2 separate regions of the Homo sapiens genome follow, and region 2 is linked to region 1. Evidence: read pairs that join two places in POLR2A ChIA-PET (ENCODE). Cell type or tissue: GM12878. All regions are shown on one strand. Links, peaks and the distances in the headings refer to the core of each region. The heading gives the core; the rest is flanking DNA.

The links. Peaks named below come from ENCODE experiments on the same cell type or tissue, not always from the same donor. Only the 100,000 strongest peaks of a DNase experiment are listed, where the experiment ranks them.
Region 2: POLR2A ChIA-PET joins it to region 1 with 5 read pairs; 4 of 35 experiments call an interaction of 5 or more read pairs at or near these places.

Annotation. Positions count from the first base shown.
Region 1 is chr15:42,605,197-42,613,313 of GRCh38, reverse strand. All of the region lies in intron 3 of STARD9 (StAR related lipid transfer domain containing 9), which reads right to left. Among named protein-coding and RNA genes, the nearest start is that of STARD9, 34 kb to the right of the region's middle. RefSeq lists an enhancer at 4,002-4,271. In GM12878, for the core only: no CTCF peak of the experiment used is centred there; a DNase peak (open chromatin) is centred at 5,053; H3K4me3 peaks cover 218 bases; H3K27ac peaks cover 1,211 bases.
Region 2 is chr15:42,426,382-42,434,498 of GRCh38, reverse strand. ZNF106 (zinc finger protein 106) reads left to right here. Exons shown (of 22, transcript NM_001366845.3): 15 at 6,365-6,481. It also overlaps the pseudogene RNU6-188P. Among named protein-coding and RNA genes, the nearest start is that of ZNF106, 61 kb to the left of the region's middle. In GM12878, for the core only: no CTCF peak of the experiment used is centred there; no DNase peak of the experiment used is centred there.

The DNA.
Region 1 (8,117 bases), core at 2,101-7,100:
GTAAAAATGCAAAAATGGAAATCTCTCTGTCCCTAGGCCAGTCCCCTAAGTCCCTGTCTAGTGCTTCATTTTCTGAAAAGTTAAAAAACAAAAAAAGGAAAGAAAAAGAAAATAACAAATAGGAGGAGTTTATATAGAGATAACAGATACATACACTCATTATACAGATGACAGATATACATAAATGCATACAGAAACATAAATCCATATTCCCAGCATAAGACCCTAGTTCCTGAGGGAACCAGAAAAAGTTAGCTTTGAGATAATCAAAAATATTTTCTTTTCTTTATACAGATGTTGCTCTTTTTTTTTTTTTTTTTTTTCCCCTCTGAGACATAGTCTCGCTCTGTTGCCCAGGCTGGAATGCAGTGGCAGGATCTTGGCTGACTGCAACCTCCACCTCCCAGGTTCAAGCAATTCTCCTGCCTCAGCCTCCTGAGTAGCTAGGATTACAGGCATGTGCAACCACACCCTGCCAATTTTTGTACTTTTAGCAGAGACGGGGTTTCACCACGTTGGCCAGGCTGGTCTCAAACTTCTGACCTCAGGTGATCCGCCCACCTCGGCCTCCCAATTGATAGGATTATGGGCATGCGCCACTGCAACCTGCTGGATTTTGCTATTTCTGTCAGTGCTTCTTTTTGCTAAAGAATGTTCCCATGGACAACTGTCCGAGTAGCATGTGAGATCTGATAAATTCCTTATGAGGCTATCCTAACAGACAGATGGACATCTAGCTCTAACACTTCCCTCCTCCCTACAAAAAGATGGATTCATTAGAATCCTGTGAGAAATGATAAAAGATAGCTTTATTGGAATAGACTCTAAGTTCTTGCCGTTCCCACAGCCTCTTCTAAAAAGACAACCACAAATGATTCCTTTATCATAATTTACCATGTTTTATGTCACTTCTTTCCAGAGCCTCACTGACTCGATTTCCAAGCAAAGGTAAGCATTTTTAGCATGAGCCTAAGACTCATGTTCTTAGGTGCTCACTGTCAGCTCACAGATGACCCAAATAAGAATGCTAATAAGGGGCCAGGCGAGGTGGCTCCGGCCTGTAATGCCACCATTTTGGGAGCCCAAGGTTGGAGGATCACTTGAGGCCAGGAGTTTGAAACCAGCTTGGGCAATATAGAGAGACCCTGTCTCTACAAAAAATATAAAGATTAGCCAGGTGTGGTGGAACATGCTTGTAGTTCTAGCTACTTCAGGAGGCTAAGGCCCTGAGACAGGATGATCACTTGAGCCCAGGAGATTGAGGCTGCAGTGAGCCATGATTGTGCCACTGCACTCCAGCCTGGACGACAGAGTGAGACCCTGTCTCTAATAATAATCATAATAATGTTAATAAGGGTATGCCAAAGATTAACTGATCAACTCTTTTGGGGAGTTCTTGACAGGAGAGAGGTACCATTAGTCTCTTATAGTTACTGTTGAATTCTGAGCAGTAATAAATAATATTCCAGTGTCATGTGGCTTGGCTGTGTGACTGCTGACAGTTTCCAGTTTATTTCCCCACATAGCCTTAATGACCCACAATGTGAGATAACCTAATCACCCCTCGTCCTTGTATCCTGAAAAAGCCCTAATACAATGGCAAGTTTAACAGCCAACAGCAACAAGCATAAAGTAGACACACTGAAGAGCAGTTGTATGAGAAGTGGACATGTTAGCAGTCTGCCCAGCAGCTGGCCTGGACAAGGACAATGAGGGTGGCAGTATAAAAGATGGCATGATTATCAAGGTTGAGGGAGTCTTTATCTAGTCATAGGCAAAACCCAAGAAGGGTAAGCTGTGTCTCTGTCTAAAGGATAGTATATTTAAAAGGTGATGCTGGACTAAAGATCCAAAAGAAGGCTTTCCTTCCATCAGGTGGAATTTCCAAGAACGAGAATGTCTCCAACAATTGAGGCAAATCCTCTGGGAACATTTCCATTCCTAATAATTAAGGATCCTACAAGGCAGACACTGGCAAACTTTTTCTATCAAGAGCCAGATAGCAAGTATTTTCAGCTTTGTGGATCATAATGTTTCTGTCACAACTACTCAACTCCATCTTTGTAGTATACAAAATCATCCACAAATATTACATAAACTAATGGACATGGCTGTATTTCAAAAAATCTTTACTTTCTAAAACAGGTGGTGGCAAGATTTGGCCCACAGATCATAGTTTGCCAAGCCCTGCTGTAGGGCAAAAGTCCTTTTTAGAGCCAACTTCAAAAAATAGAATAGATTTGTGGGTTTCCATAGAAAAAGGGGGAAAAAAGCAAGACTAAGAGAGTCCTGGGTACTTTCAATCCTTGGAAATTCATTAAAATAATTTATCATTGAAAATAAAATGAAAGTACATATACAGATCACCTCGACCCATTTTCTTACTGTGACTGATACTATATCAAAGTTAAAGCCATTCAACAAACTCAACAGTGAGTAATCTATCAGTTAAGAAAGAATCAGTTTGGGCCAGGCACGGTAGCTCACGCCTGTAATCCCAGCACTTTGGGAGGCTGAGATAAGCGGATCACCTGAGGTCAGGAGTTCAAGACCAGCCTGGCCAACATGGCGAAACCCCGTCTCTACTAAAAGTACAAAAATAAGTCGGGCGTGGTGGCGGGTGCCTGTAATCCCAGCTACTCAGGAGGCTGAGGCAGGAGAAGCTTGAACCCGGGCGGCGGAGGTTGCAGTGAGCCAAGATTGCGCCACTGCACTCCAGCCTGGGCGACAAGAGTGAGACTCTGTCTTAAAAAAAGAAAAGAAGAAGAAAAAGAAAGTATAAGTTTGGCTATTGCAGCAAACCCCAAAAGAATAGTGGTTTAAACAATGAAGTTTATTTCTGGCTTATGCTACACAGGAGTCAGTAGGGGACACTGATTGTTACAGCTTCTCTAGGGCCCAACTGAGAGAACAACCCATCTCCAATGTTGCTGATCATGCTGCCGAAAGGAAAGAGGGCTTTAGAGGGTCATATCCCAGCAATCAAAGGCTCAGACATTATTTCTGCTAATAACCCACTGGCTAGAACCAATCACATGGCCCCACCTAACCAAGTGGGGCTGGGAAGTGAAATCCTAGCAGCAGAAGATGAAGGGCAATGAATATTCAGCGAGCAGCAAAAATGACTATCATAAAGCAATGGTTATGCTGCTTTTACGTAAATGATCACAAAATGAGACTCTTATTCAAACACATTTCTTTATTTTTTATTTTATTTCTTGGAGATAGTGTCTCGTTCTGTCGCCCAGGCTGGAGTTCAGTGCCGTGATCTAAGCTTACTGCAACCTCCACCTCCTGCGTTCAAGTGATTCTCCTGCCTCAGCCTCGCGAGTAGCTGGGATTACAGGAGCCCACCACCATGCTCAGCTAATTTTTGAATTTTTAGTAGAGATAGGGTTTTGCCATATGGGCCAGGCTGGTCTGGAACTCCTGACCTCAAGTGATCCATCCGCCTCAGCCTCCCAAAGTGCTGGAATTGCAGGCATGAGCCACCACACCCAGCCATTATTCAAATACATTTCTGATTAACTAGTTAGCCAGAAACCACTGTCACCTTCACTTAAATTAAAATTTCAGGGCTGGGCACGGTGGCTCACACCTGTAATCCCAGCACTTTGGGAGGCCAAGGCAGGCAGATCACGAGGTCAGGAGTTCAAGACTAGCCTGGCCAACATGGTGAAACCCGATCTCTATTAAAAACACAAAAATTAGCTGGGCGTGGTGGCGCGTGCCTGTAGTCCCAGCTACTCAGGAGGCTGCAGCAGGAGAATTGCTTGAACCTGGGAGGCAGTGGTTGCAGTGAGTCAAGATTGTGCCACTGTACCCCAGCCTGGTGACAGAGCAAGACTCCATCTCAAAAAAAAAAAAAAAGTTTTAAAAATAGTTGTTTCCTCACAAGCAAAGAAATGACACAGATCTACTAAAGAATCTTTTGACCATACCGTCTCTTCTGCAGAAGTGTGTTCATGACACACTGACTGAGCCACATTAGGGTTATGAATAGAAGCCAGGGTTAGAGAGAGGACTTGGGTCACGTTCTGAGGGCTTAGAAGCCTTCTTCAACACTCGACTTATTTGGGCAGAATGACATCACAGAAGAAAAAAAGCATTTCCTTTCTAGCTTTTAGTTTTCTCTTTGTCCCCTTTCTCTTCTTCCAATATATTCCCCTTCCCGCCCCCCACTATCCTCAGCAGCAAAATCATTCAAAAGAGCAGCAGTCCCAGGAGTTTGGTCTCTAGATCTAGGGATGCCCGGAACTGTCATAAGAAAACCCTAGCAAGCCCCTGAGGTACCAAAGAGGAAAGAGGATCTCACACATCTAAGGCTGAAGCTGGGACATGGCACCCAGCAACAACGCACAGTGCATGCTCGGTTAACACTGACTGAATACATGAATACATAATCTATGGACTGAATCCAGAATAGTCACAATAAATGAGTGTTGACTAAAATTAAATTATAGCTGTTCTTTAGGTTTCCCCCAATCCTTTCTGCATTAATTTCCACATATTTGATCTTCAGGCAAGATAAACATTACCAGGTCAGTATCTTCCACAAAGCACCGTTTTCATATTTTTGATTGTGTTCACAAGAGCTCTTTATCACCTTTTGGTATTGGGTCCTGTCAGCACTCTGAGAGGTAGTCCAATATGTCAAAGATGCTTCAAGTTTTTTTGGTTGCTAATAATTTTATATAAGAAAACAAGCCTGGAGGATGGAGTTTTTGTTCTTAACATTCATTCCTGCCTATGTGGAAAAAACTTTTCCTGCAATCAGGCTGCTAGGAGCAAATTTCCTGTTTTTAATACTGTTTAGTCTAAATGGGTCTCTAGAGACCAATCTTAATGTAAGAGAAGCAAGGGAGCTGAGCCTCTGAGACAATTCCGGTTTCATTGTTGGGTTCAGCCAGCCCAGGTGAAGCCCATATCATTCTTGGCAATCCAGGGTCTGGTTGAAGAGATTAGTTATGTGTTCATCTGAACAGCATCCACCTCACGCATCCGGCTGGCAGGGTCCTGTCTTCCCTCAAGCCACACTACCCACAAACCACACTACCCTCCTCCAATCCTAAAGACTAGCTTGCAGAAGGGCAGTGCTGCATGCCAGAGTCACAAGATCTCTAACCACACTCGTCTGTGGCACTTCTTACACCTCAGCCCTTCATAGCAAGTCACTTCAACCAAGCAAACAAAGCCTGACTCCAGCCTTAGCCCATATCCCTGGACAAAGGTGTTTCTCAAGGTTGTCTCAGCAACTTACCAAAGTGTATGCAAAAAAACAAAAAATAAGATAATGGAAAAGAGACCTGCGGGGGGTGGGGGTGAGCACTCAGCTCCACAATTACTTGTTAGTGACAACTAAGAAATATACTGACACAAACCTGGACAGTCAATCAGGAACTTGAGGCTGGTTTTCAATAAAACATAGTAAACCTCTAAAAATCCTAACGGAGCTGACAAATGCCTAAGAGATTCATCCTCCCTACTGTGTAAGTACTTCTATGTGGAAGATACTGATCAGAGGGGGGTAAATAAATACTTGCTAGAAAATAAATACTTGGAAGCAGGTGGGATTTAGGAAAAACCTGTAAAACAATATAGGATTTAATTATATTCAAATATATATTTGTGTGTGTGTGTGTGTGTGTGTGTGTGTGTGTGTATAAGTGTGTGTGTGTATAATATATTAAGATTCTCCTAGATTCAGTCTGGAGGTCCTGTATTTATTCTTTCCCTCTCTAATATGAAACTGGAATTCCTAGGGTACTCCACAGATGAGAAAGAATCTATTCAGAAAAAGAGGCATCAGGAGGGTGGGCACAGTGGCTCACACCTGTCATCCCAGCACTTTGGGAGGGTGAGGTGGGCAGATCACTTGAGGTCAGGAGTTTGAGACCAGCCTGGCCAACATGGTGAAACCCCATCTCTACTAAAAATATAAAAATTAGCCGCGCATGGTGGTGCATGCCTGTAGTCCCAGCTACTCAGGAGAATGAGGCAGGAGAATTGCTTGAACCCAGGAGGCGAAGGTTGTAGTGAACTGAGATCGCACCACTGTACTCCAGCCTGGGTGACAGAGAGAGACTCCATCTTAAAAAAAAAAAAAAAAAAAAAAAAAAGCACCAGAAAAATGCAGGGTTGTGCTGGGAAGGAAAAAGAGCACAATGGTTACAGGGTTGTGCACAGACTTTAGACTCCTCCATGTGGAGGACGTGGCACATGCCTGTAGTCCCAGCTACTCAGGAAGCTAAGGTGGTAGGATCACTTGAGCCCGGGAGATAGAGGCTGCAGTGAGCTATGATCACGCCACTGCACTCCAGCCTGGGAGACAGAGTGAGACCTTGTCAATCAATCAATCAATGAAGTACACTTCAAAACCCAGCCTCTGGGTCAGAATGAGTGAAATGAAGCATCCATTTGCTATAATGGGTGAGCTATTTTTTGTGCCTTAGAGAGTAGCTGGGTCAGTTAGGTCTACTCAGGGGATTCAGAAGAAAGCACCCTGACTGTACATGTATACAAGCACTTACTCTGGATACAAAACTAAAAATAGGCTGGGCGCAGTGGCTTACACCTGTAATCCCAGCACTTTGGGAGGCTGAGGTGGGAGGACCACCTGAGCCCAGGAGTTTGAGACCAGCCTAGGCAACTTGGAAAAACTCCATCTTAAAAAAAAAAAAAAATACAAAAATTAGCTGGGTGTGGTGGTGCGCACCTGTGTTCCCAGGTACTTGGGAGGCTGAGGTGGGAAGGTGGCTTGAGCCCAGGAGGTGAAGGTTGCAGTGACCTGAGATCACACCACTGCACTCCAGCCTGGGCAACAGAGTCCGACCCTGTTTCAAAAAACAAAACTAAAAATAGGTGGTGTTCTGCACATCTCAGAGAGAGGGGCCAATAGAGAGGCTTGAAAACACATGTTCTATATTCATGACTCTTGGTCTTTTCCTATAGTAAATGCAAGATTTAACAGTCCAATATTTTCCAATTGTCAGCTAATTCATGTCATACTCCAAGTATTAGAGGTTAGCACAGAGAAGGAGTGCAAAGGTAGCAGGATGTGGTGAGACAGTAGAATGGACTAAAACTGGGCTTCATCTCTGAACCTCAGTAAGCACATCTGTAAAACAGAGTACTAACCCACTTTACAGGGTTGTTGTGAAGGTGATAAGTACTCAATACAGTACCTGGAAGACTGTAGGTTCTCAAAAAGTGCTATTTTCTTTTCTCCCTTCCCATTGAAGCAAGCTGGTTTGAACATTTTCCAAAATTAAGTACAACTTTTCCAAACCCTGAAATTGAATCTAAACTCCATGGGAATGTTTCCAGATGTTTATGGAAAGAGGAAGTTGTTTGTATTTTCTTAAAATCTCTGATGCGGGAGAAAAGGAAAAGCAATACCAGCCAGAGACCACGACATGTTTGTGCTTTAAACATCGCCACAACACCACCACAAACAAGATGAAATTAGTTTAACAGGGGAGGAACAGTAAAGAAAGAAAAGTAATTATGGGTTTCCATCCCTGTCAGATGTCTTCTCATCTCAGCAGAACCATGATCTCCACCAACTGCATGGAAGCTGCATTAATCTTCCTCGGACACCAATTCAGCGCATATCCCCAGAACGCAGCTGTATCTTTTCTAACTGCCTAACTAGAGAGACAAGAATTGGGAAATAAAGTTATTGACAAAGGGATTATCCCCCACTTCTAGGAAGAGAAGCAAGAAAAGTGAGTTTGAACACACTGTTGTTTACCTCTTCCACTCCTGAGGACCAGCTGTTTAAGGGGCTATTTGTATACAGATGGTGATCTTATGGGCTTAAGTGCACTGCTTCTGCCCTGAAACCAATTCCCCAGGGGCTCTGTCTTTTATAATTTTGACACCTAGACTTGGGGGATGCCTGGGCACATCTGGTCACCATTTGATTTCAGGCTTCTATTGTGTTCAGTCTGTTGCGGAAGTGAGTCTATAAATAGCTCATGTTCCTTTGCCTCATACTTGAAAAATAAGAAACTGTCAACTCTGCCTTTCCTGCAGAAAGGTTTTCGCTGTAGTTCAAACATCTGAATCCAGCCCCTCTATAATGACCATACATCAAGTTAATATGCTAAGTAGCA
Region 2 (8,117 bases), core at 1,057-6,056, 180 kb after region 1:
ACTGGGAATAAGTATTAATTTGAACTAGCTTGTTATAATTTTAAAAATATAATCCCTAGAGGCACTGGCTCACAACTTTAGTGTGCATCACAGTGACCTGGACAGCTTGTTAAAACACATATTACTGGTCCCCACTCCCAGAGGTGTTTTTTTTGTTTGTTTGTTTTTTGTTTTTTAAGGTACAGGGTCTCACCATGTTGCTCAGGCTGGTTTTGAACTCCTGAGGTCAGGCAGTCCTCCCACCTTGGCCTCCCAAAGTGCTGAGATTACAGGCGTGAGCCACCACATGCAGCCCTTGCCAGAGTTTCTGATCCAGTAGGCTTGTGATCAAGCTCCCAAATTTACATTTCTAGGCGAGGTACTATGGTTCATGTCTGTAATCCCAGCACTTTGGGAGGCCAGAGCAGGAGGATTGCTTGAGGCCAGGAGCTCAAGACCAACCTGGGCAACATAGCAAGACCCTGTCTCTATAAAAAATAAAAATCAGCTGGGTGTGGTGATGCACACCTATAGTCCTAGCTGTTTGGGAGGCTGAGGTGGGAGGATCACTTGAGCCCAGGAATTCAAGGTTATAGTGAGCTGTGCTTGTGTCACTTCACTACAGCCTGGGTGACAGAACAAGAACCTGCCTCAAAAAAGCATAAAAATTAACCAAAACAAACAAAAAGAATTTACATTTCTAATAAGTTATTAGGTGATACTGATGCAGATGGTTTGGGGACCGCACTTTGAGAAATACTGCCCTAGAGTAATTACTAAAAGAATAATGCAAAGAGGATCATGAGGTCAGGAGTGTGAGACCAGCCTGGCCAACCTGGTGAAACCCTGTCTCTACTAAAAATATGAAAATTAGTCGGGTGTGGTGACGCACACCTGTAATCCCAGCTACTCGGGAGGCTGAGGCTGGAGAATCACTTGAACCCAGGAGGCAGAGATTTCAGTGAGCCAAGATCATGCCACTGCACTCCAGCCTGGGCGACAGAGCAAGACTCTGTCCAAAAAAAAAAGAAAAGAAAAAAAAAAGAACAATGCAAAGAAATTGAGCTTAGAAAGTCAATTGAGGAATTAAAATGGTGAGCTAAAAATATACTTAAGGCTGGGCGCGGTGGCTCACGCCTGTAATCCCAGCACTTTGGGAGGCCGAGGTGGGCGGATCACGAGGTCAGGAGATCGGGACCACCCTGGCTAACACGGTGAAACCCCGTCTCTACTAAAAATACGAAAAATTAGCCAGGCGTGGTGGCAGGCGCCTGTAGTCCCAGCTACTCGGGAGGCTGAGGCAGGAGAATGGTGTGAAGCCGGGAGGCGGAGCTTGCAGTGAGCCGAGATTGCGCCACTGCACTCCAGCCTGGGCGACAGAGCAAGACTCCGTCTCAAAAAAATAAATAAATAAATAAAAATATACTTAATACAAGAGAAGGTAGAAGGAGAAATAGAGGAATAAAAATGAGACAAATAGAAAGCAAATAGCAAATTGGAGACCTAAATTTACCCATATTTAATAATTATATGAAATGTGAGTGAACTGACACTAAAATCAAAAGACAGAAATTGGCTGGATACAAAAGTAACATCAAAATCTTTGTTGTCTACAAGAGACACACTTTTATTTTTGAGACAAGGTCTTGGCCTGTCACCCTGGCTAGGGTGCAGTGGCGTGATCATAACTCATTGCAGCCTCGAACTCCTGGGCTCAAGTGATCCTTCCGCCTCAGCCTCCCGAGTAAATTGGGATTACAGGCACATGTCACTATGGTTTGCCAATTAAATTTTTTTTTTTTTTTTTTTTTTAGAAATACGGTCTTGCTATGTTGCCTAGGCTATTCTAAAGCTCCTGGGCACAAGCAGTCCTCCTGCTTTGGTCTCCCACAGTGCTGGGATTACAGGCATGCACCACCATGCCCAGGCAAAGAGACATACTTTAAATGTAAAGACAAAATAGGTTGAAAGTAAAAGAATAAGAATGGAAATAGATATACTATGCAAATAGTAACAGAGCTGGAGTGGTTATGTTAATATTGAGCAAGCAGACTTTAAGACACGTGACTGGGCACTGCGGCTCATGCCTGTATCCCACTTTGGGAGGCTGAGGTGGGAGGATCACTTGAGACTGTAAGTTCCAGACCAGCCTCGGTAACATAATGAGATCCCGTCTCCACAAAAAATAAAAAAATGAGGCAAGCGTGGTTATATGTACCTGTAGTCCTAGCTACTTGGGAGGCTGAGGTGGGAGGATCATTTGAGCTGAGGAATTTGAGGTTATAGTGAGCTATGACAATGCCACTGCACTCCAGCCTGGGTGACAGAGTGAGACGCTGTCCCTTTAAAAAATGAAAAAGACAAGGAATACTACTGGAGAAAGGAGGATATCCCATAATGATGAGTCAGCACACCCGAAAGATATAACAATTATAAGTACAGGTACCTAATAACAGAGCTCTAAAATACGTGAAACAATAACTGATAGAACTGAAAGGAGTAGACAAATTCACAGTTATAGTTGGGGACATTAACAACCCTTTCTCAATAATTGATAGACTACTAAATAAAAAACCATGAAGGATATACAAGAACTGTACAACACTGGCCGGGTGTGGTGGCTCATGCCTGTAATCCCAGCACTTTGGGAGGCTGAGGCGGGTGGATCACTTGAGGTCAGGAGTTCGAGACCAGCCTAGCCAACATGGCGAAACCACATCTCTACTAAAAATACAAAAAAATTAGGCTGGCTGTGGTTGGCTTAATGCCTGTAATCCCAGCACTTTGGGAGGCCAAGGTGGGCATATCACCTGAGGTCAGGAGTTTGAGACCAGCCTGAAAAACATGGTGAAACCCATCTCTACTAAAAATACAAAAATTAGCTGGGTGTGGTGCGTCTGAAAAAATAAGTAAACTCCGTCTCAAAAAATAAATAAACAAAAATAAAAATACAAAAAAATTAGCTGGGCCTGGTGGTACGTGCCTGTAATCCCAGCTACTCAGGAAGCTGAGGCAGGAGAATCACTTGAACCTGGGAGGTGGAGGTTGCAGTGAGCTGAGATTTGCACCACTGTACTCCAGCCTGGGCAACAGAGAAAAACTTCATTTCAAGAAAAAAAAAAAAAAAAAAGAACCGTATAACATCATTAACGATCAAGATCCAATTAACATTTATAGGACATTCCACTCAAAATTGCAGAATACACATTTTTTTCAAGAATGTGCACATAGAACATTTACCAGGACCACATGCTGGGCTATTAAATAAATTTCAATCAATTTAAAAGCACCAAAATCATACAAAGTATGTTCTCTAACCACAATGACATTTATTAGAAAGCAGTAACAGAAATCTAAGAAATCCCCAAATATAGGGAGATGAAAATAAGATACTTCTAAATTATTGTGGTTCAAAGAAGGAATCACGAGGGAAATTAGAAAATACCTAACTAAATGAAAATGCAACGTATCATTTGTAGGATGCAGCTAAAGCACTGCTAAAAGGGAAATTCGTGGTTTTAATTGCTTCTATTAGAAAAGAAGAAAGCTTTAAAATCCAAGAAACTAGAAAAAGAGGCTGGGCACAGTGGCTCATGCCTGTAATTCTAGTGCTTTGGGATGTTGAGGTGGGAGGATCATTTGAGGCCAGGAGTTCAAGCCTAGCTAGGCGACTTGTACAAACCTGTAAAAAATTATACAAACTTGTAAAAAAAAATTGTAAGCATATTTTGGTAATAAATAGTCTTACATAAAACCAGGGGGAAAAGCCGTAACTTAAGATAGGACAAACAGGTTTGGTATATGTTGTAAGGGGCTTACACCTTTAAATTCCTATAGCCAGGTGCAGTGGTTCATGCCTATAATCTTAACACTTTAGGAGGCCAAGTTGGGAGGATCGCTTGAGCCCAGGAGTTCAAGAACAGCCTAGGCAACATGGCGAGACCTCATCTCTCCAAAAAAATTTAAAAATTAACTAGGCATGCGCGATGGCCCACGCCTGTAGTTCCAGCTACTCGGGAGGCTGAGGTGGGAGGATTCCTTGAGCCTCGGAGGTCAAGGCTGCAGTGAGCAGTAATCACGTCACTGCACTCTAGCCAGGAGGCAGAGCGAGACCTTGTCTTTCAAAAAACAAATACATAAGTAAATCCCTAAACATACATTGACAAAAAACAAGCAAGTCTCTTAAAAAGAAATAACAAATAACTGAAAAAAATACAATCTTGCAAATAAATGCAAATTAAAACCAAAGTACAAGGAATACCATTTTTACTCACAATATTAGCAAAAACTCTTTTAAAAGGCTTTTCAGTATTAAGGGTTCTAACGTGTAGTCTTTGGCATAGCAGGACCGTACACTAGTGAAAAAGATTTTGTAACCATTTTTTAACATTGAGACATAACTTCATACAGTAAAGCACACAGATTTTAAGTATACAGCTTGATGAATTTTTCTGCAGATATTTGTTTGTATAACTACCACAAAGATCAAAACGTAGACCATTTCATAGCCCTGAAGCTTCCCTCAAATGCCTCCCTGGGCATAACCTTCTTCTAAAGCTAATCACTATTTTGACTCCTGTCATAGATTACTTTTCTCTGTGCTTAGCTGTCATATCAGTATAACTGTACCACATGTGTTCTTTTATGTCTAGCTTTAGCTCACCATAATGTTTGAAAATTCATCTGTATTGGTACATGTGCCAATAGTTTGTTCCTTTTTTATTGCTATGTAATGTTCAATTTCCCCTATAAAGTTACAAAAGATCTCATAGGATTAATGGGAAGCAACATGAATCTTAATATTTAGGCATATTTACTGTCTTTTGCTGTATCTTACAATTTCATATATGGCACTTATGTTTGTGATTTTTTCAGGGGAGAAATTGAATAATTTAAGTGACTGACTCTTTTAGGTATGAAAGAAGGTTGGGAGACGAGACCAATGGATTTGACAAGCCACAGCTTTTCTCATCCTACCCAATTGTAACCATCTTGATTTTAATATCTACAGCCAAGCCCACTTAAAAAGCTACACCTGGGTCTTCAGTATCATTCAACAACAAATTTTTTTTTTTTTAATTGAGACGGGGTCTCGCTGTGTCGCCCAGGCTGGAGTGTGGTGACCTGATCTCTGCTCACTGCAACCTCCGCCTCCGTGGTTCAAGCAGTTCTCCTGCCTCAGCCTCCCAAGTAGCTGGGACTACAAGCACGCACCACCATGCCCAGCTAATTTTTGTAGTTTTAGTAGAAACAGGGTTTCACCGTGTTAGCCAGGATAGTCTCAATCTCCTGACCTCGTGATTCACCCGCCTCGGCTTCCCAACGTGTAGGATTACAGGCATGAGCCACTGTGTCCGGCCTCAACAACAAATTTTGAATTTACTATGTCCTGTCCCAATTCTTGGTTCTAGATAAAGAGATTTGCTAGTACAATCTAGTTGGAGGAAATTGGTAGAAATCGTTTTCTGGCCGGGCACAGTGGCTCATGCATGTAAGGGAGGCCGAGGCGGGCAGATCACGAGGTCAGGAGATCGAGACCATCCTGGCTAATACGATGAAACCCCGTCTCTACTAAAAAAATACAAAAAATTAGCTGGGCGTGGTGGCGGGCGCCTGTGGTCCCAGCTACTCGGGAGGCTGAGGCAGGAGAATGGTGTGAACCGGGGAGGTGGAGCTTGCAGTGAGCCGAGATCGCACCACTGCACTCCAGCCTGGGCGACAGAGCAGGACTCCGTCTCAAAAAGAAATCGTTTTTTGAAGGTCAGATCAAACAGTGGGTATTAAATCTGCATGTGCATCTGAATTACTAGGGAAATTTTTTAAAACACAGATTCTAGAGCCCACTGAATTAAGAGTCTCAGGGATGGGGTTGGAGCTTGGGTTCTATGTATTTTAAAAGCCTCTTGAGTAATTTAGCCCAGCTAACCTGGCACCAGTTTGAAGGAGACATTTGGGAGCTATTGAAATAGAGAATCATGTGCGGAAAACCACATATTTGATTAGTGCATTTATCAAATATATAACTATAATCCTGATTTTCCTCTTTAGATGTCAAAATAGAGCTTTGTCTTTTATATTTGGCCTCTTAATTTAAGAGGCTAAGACCTAACTCATAGTACCCTTTGAAGAATTTCTACATTCTAAGTTAGAAACATGGGTAACATTACTAGAATTTATGTTTATTTTTCATATTACCTACAGCTTGGAAGTCTTAGGCCTCATATTTCAAAGGAGAAACAGATCTAAGATAGTCCCCTACAAAATAGAGGATGTCACACTTTCTTCCGCATAAGAGTCATTTTAAAGTCTGCTTTCTGGAGGAATTGTTTTTGACATCTCATTTGCCAGTACCCTCTGCTGATTAAAGGTTGTGTGCTTTTATCAGAGCCGAGAGTGTGTGGAGCAGTTACAGCTGGAAGACCGGGTCCTCTGCCTCCACAGTAGATGGCGAATCCTCTATGCGGGACTGGCAAATGGCACTGTGGTCACCTTCAACATAAAGGTTAGTGGTTGGAGGAGAAAAGGCTTACTTCCCATGCACTTGAAAACAGTGTGAGCATGTGTGGGAAGAAGTAGCAGGCAGGGATTTTCCTATTTTCTTCTGTGAGGAAGCAGCAGAATTAGCCACTACTCAAACACAGTTATCTTCTGATGTAAGTGAAACAAGATCCTCCATTCTCTCTGCTTCTACTCAAATGTTCCAGGACCAAAATGTAACTCCACTAAATTAAACCAAGTCTGAAGATTTGGGGCCAAATAATGAGTCATGTATTAAACTAGTCTGTCTCAATTTAAGAATGACATCATAAAAAATGAACTTAAGTGCTCACTTTGACAGCACATACACTAAAATTGGAATGATACAGAGAAGATTAGCATGGTCCCTGCACAAGGATGACACGCAAATTCATGAAGCATTACATATTTTAAAAAAAATGAAGAAAAATGAACTTAAATTCCGTTGAGTATGACATTGGTGTGGTTTGGCACTGGTTTAGGGTTTCATGAGGGCGGCCCATCTGTGAGGTGAACTAAGAGGTTTGCTGTAATGCCCATATGGCTTCATTCTTTCCTAAACCAGAGATAAATTCATTTGTTGACCTAGCCTTTATTGAGCATCTGTTATGTGCTAGGCCCCAGGATAAGGTTTAGTTTTTGATGGCCCTGTGTGCTTTGTTAAGGTAGTTGGACTTCATCTTACAGGCTGTAAAGTATGAGAGACATGATCCCATTATATTTTAGAAAAAGTCACTGGAGTTGATAAGATTGGGAAAGATTGGTATTAGCAAAGGCAGGGAGACCATTTAGGAGGTTTTGTAGTGGAAGCTGACATGAAAAAGGTTAAACAGGATGAAGAGAAGGGAATGGAGGAAATATATAATCCAAGAGGTAGAATCGATAGGTTTGATTGCTAATTAGTTGTGGCACCATATCCTCTGGTCATCTTGTAACCATGTGTTAGAATGGTACTATTACAGTGTCATTCATAGGCTGCATGCTAGCTGGAACTAACAGAAGGTGTGCATTGAAATATGTCATGGTTTCTGCCTACAGGAAACTTAAGATCAAGTGAGAAGAATTTAGCACGTATATAATCAAGTGCCAAGTGATTTGGTCTGTTCGATATGATACATCACAGAAGGGCAATTAGTGAAGATTTTTGCATTTTAGATGCAGACAAGTTCTAAGTCTGATTAAATTGGATTAGGGCAATAGAAATGGAGAGGAAAGTAAATTTAAAATATTTTAAAGGCTAAAACGTGATAATTGCCTAATTACCTTCTCTTTCGTGAGATTATCAGAAGTAGACAGAAGTGGATGGGTATGGTGGCTCATGCCTATAATCCCAGCACTTTGGGAGACTGAGGTAGGAGGATTGCTTGAGCCCAGAAGTTCGAGACCAGCCTGGGCAACAAAGCAAGACCTCTGTTTCTCAAAAAAAAAAAAAAAAAAAAAGCTAAGTATGGTAGCACACGCCTGGAGTCCCAGCTACTCAGGAAGCTGAGGCAGGTGGATTGCTTGGGGCCAGGACTTCAAGGCTGCAGTGAGCTATAATCACACCATTGTACTCAAGACTGGCTGACAGAGTGAGACCCTGTCTCTCTCTCTTTTTTTTTTTTTTAAGTAGTAGACAGAAG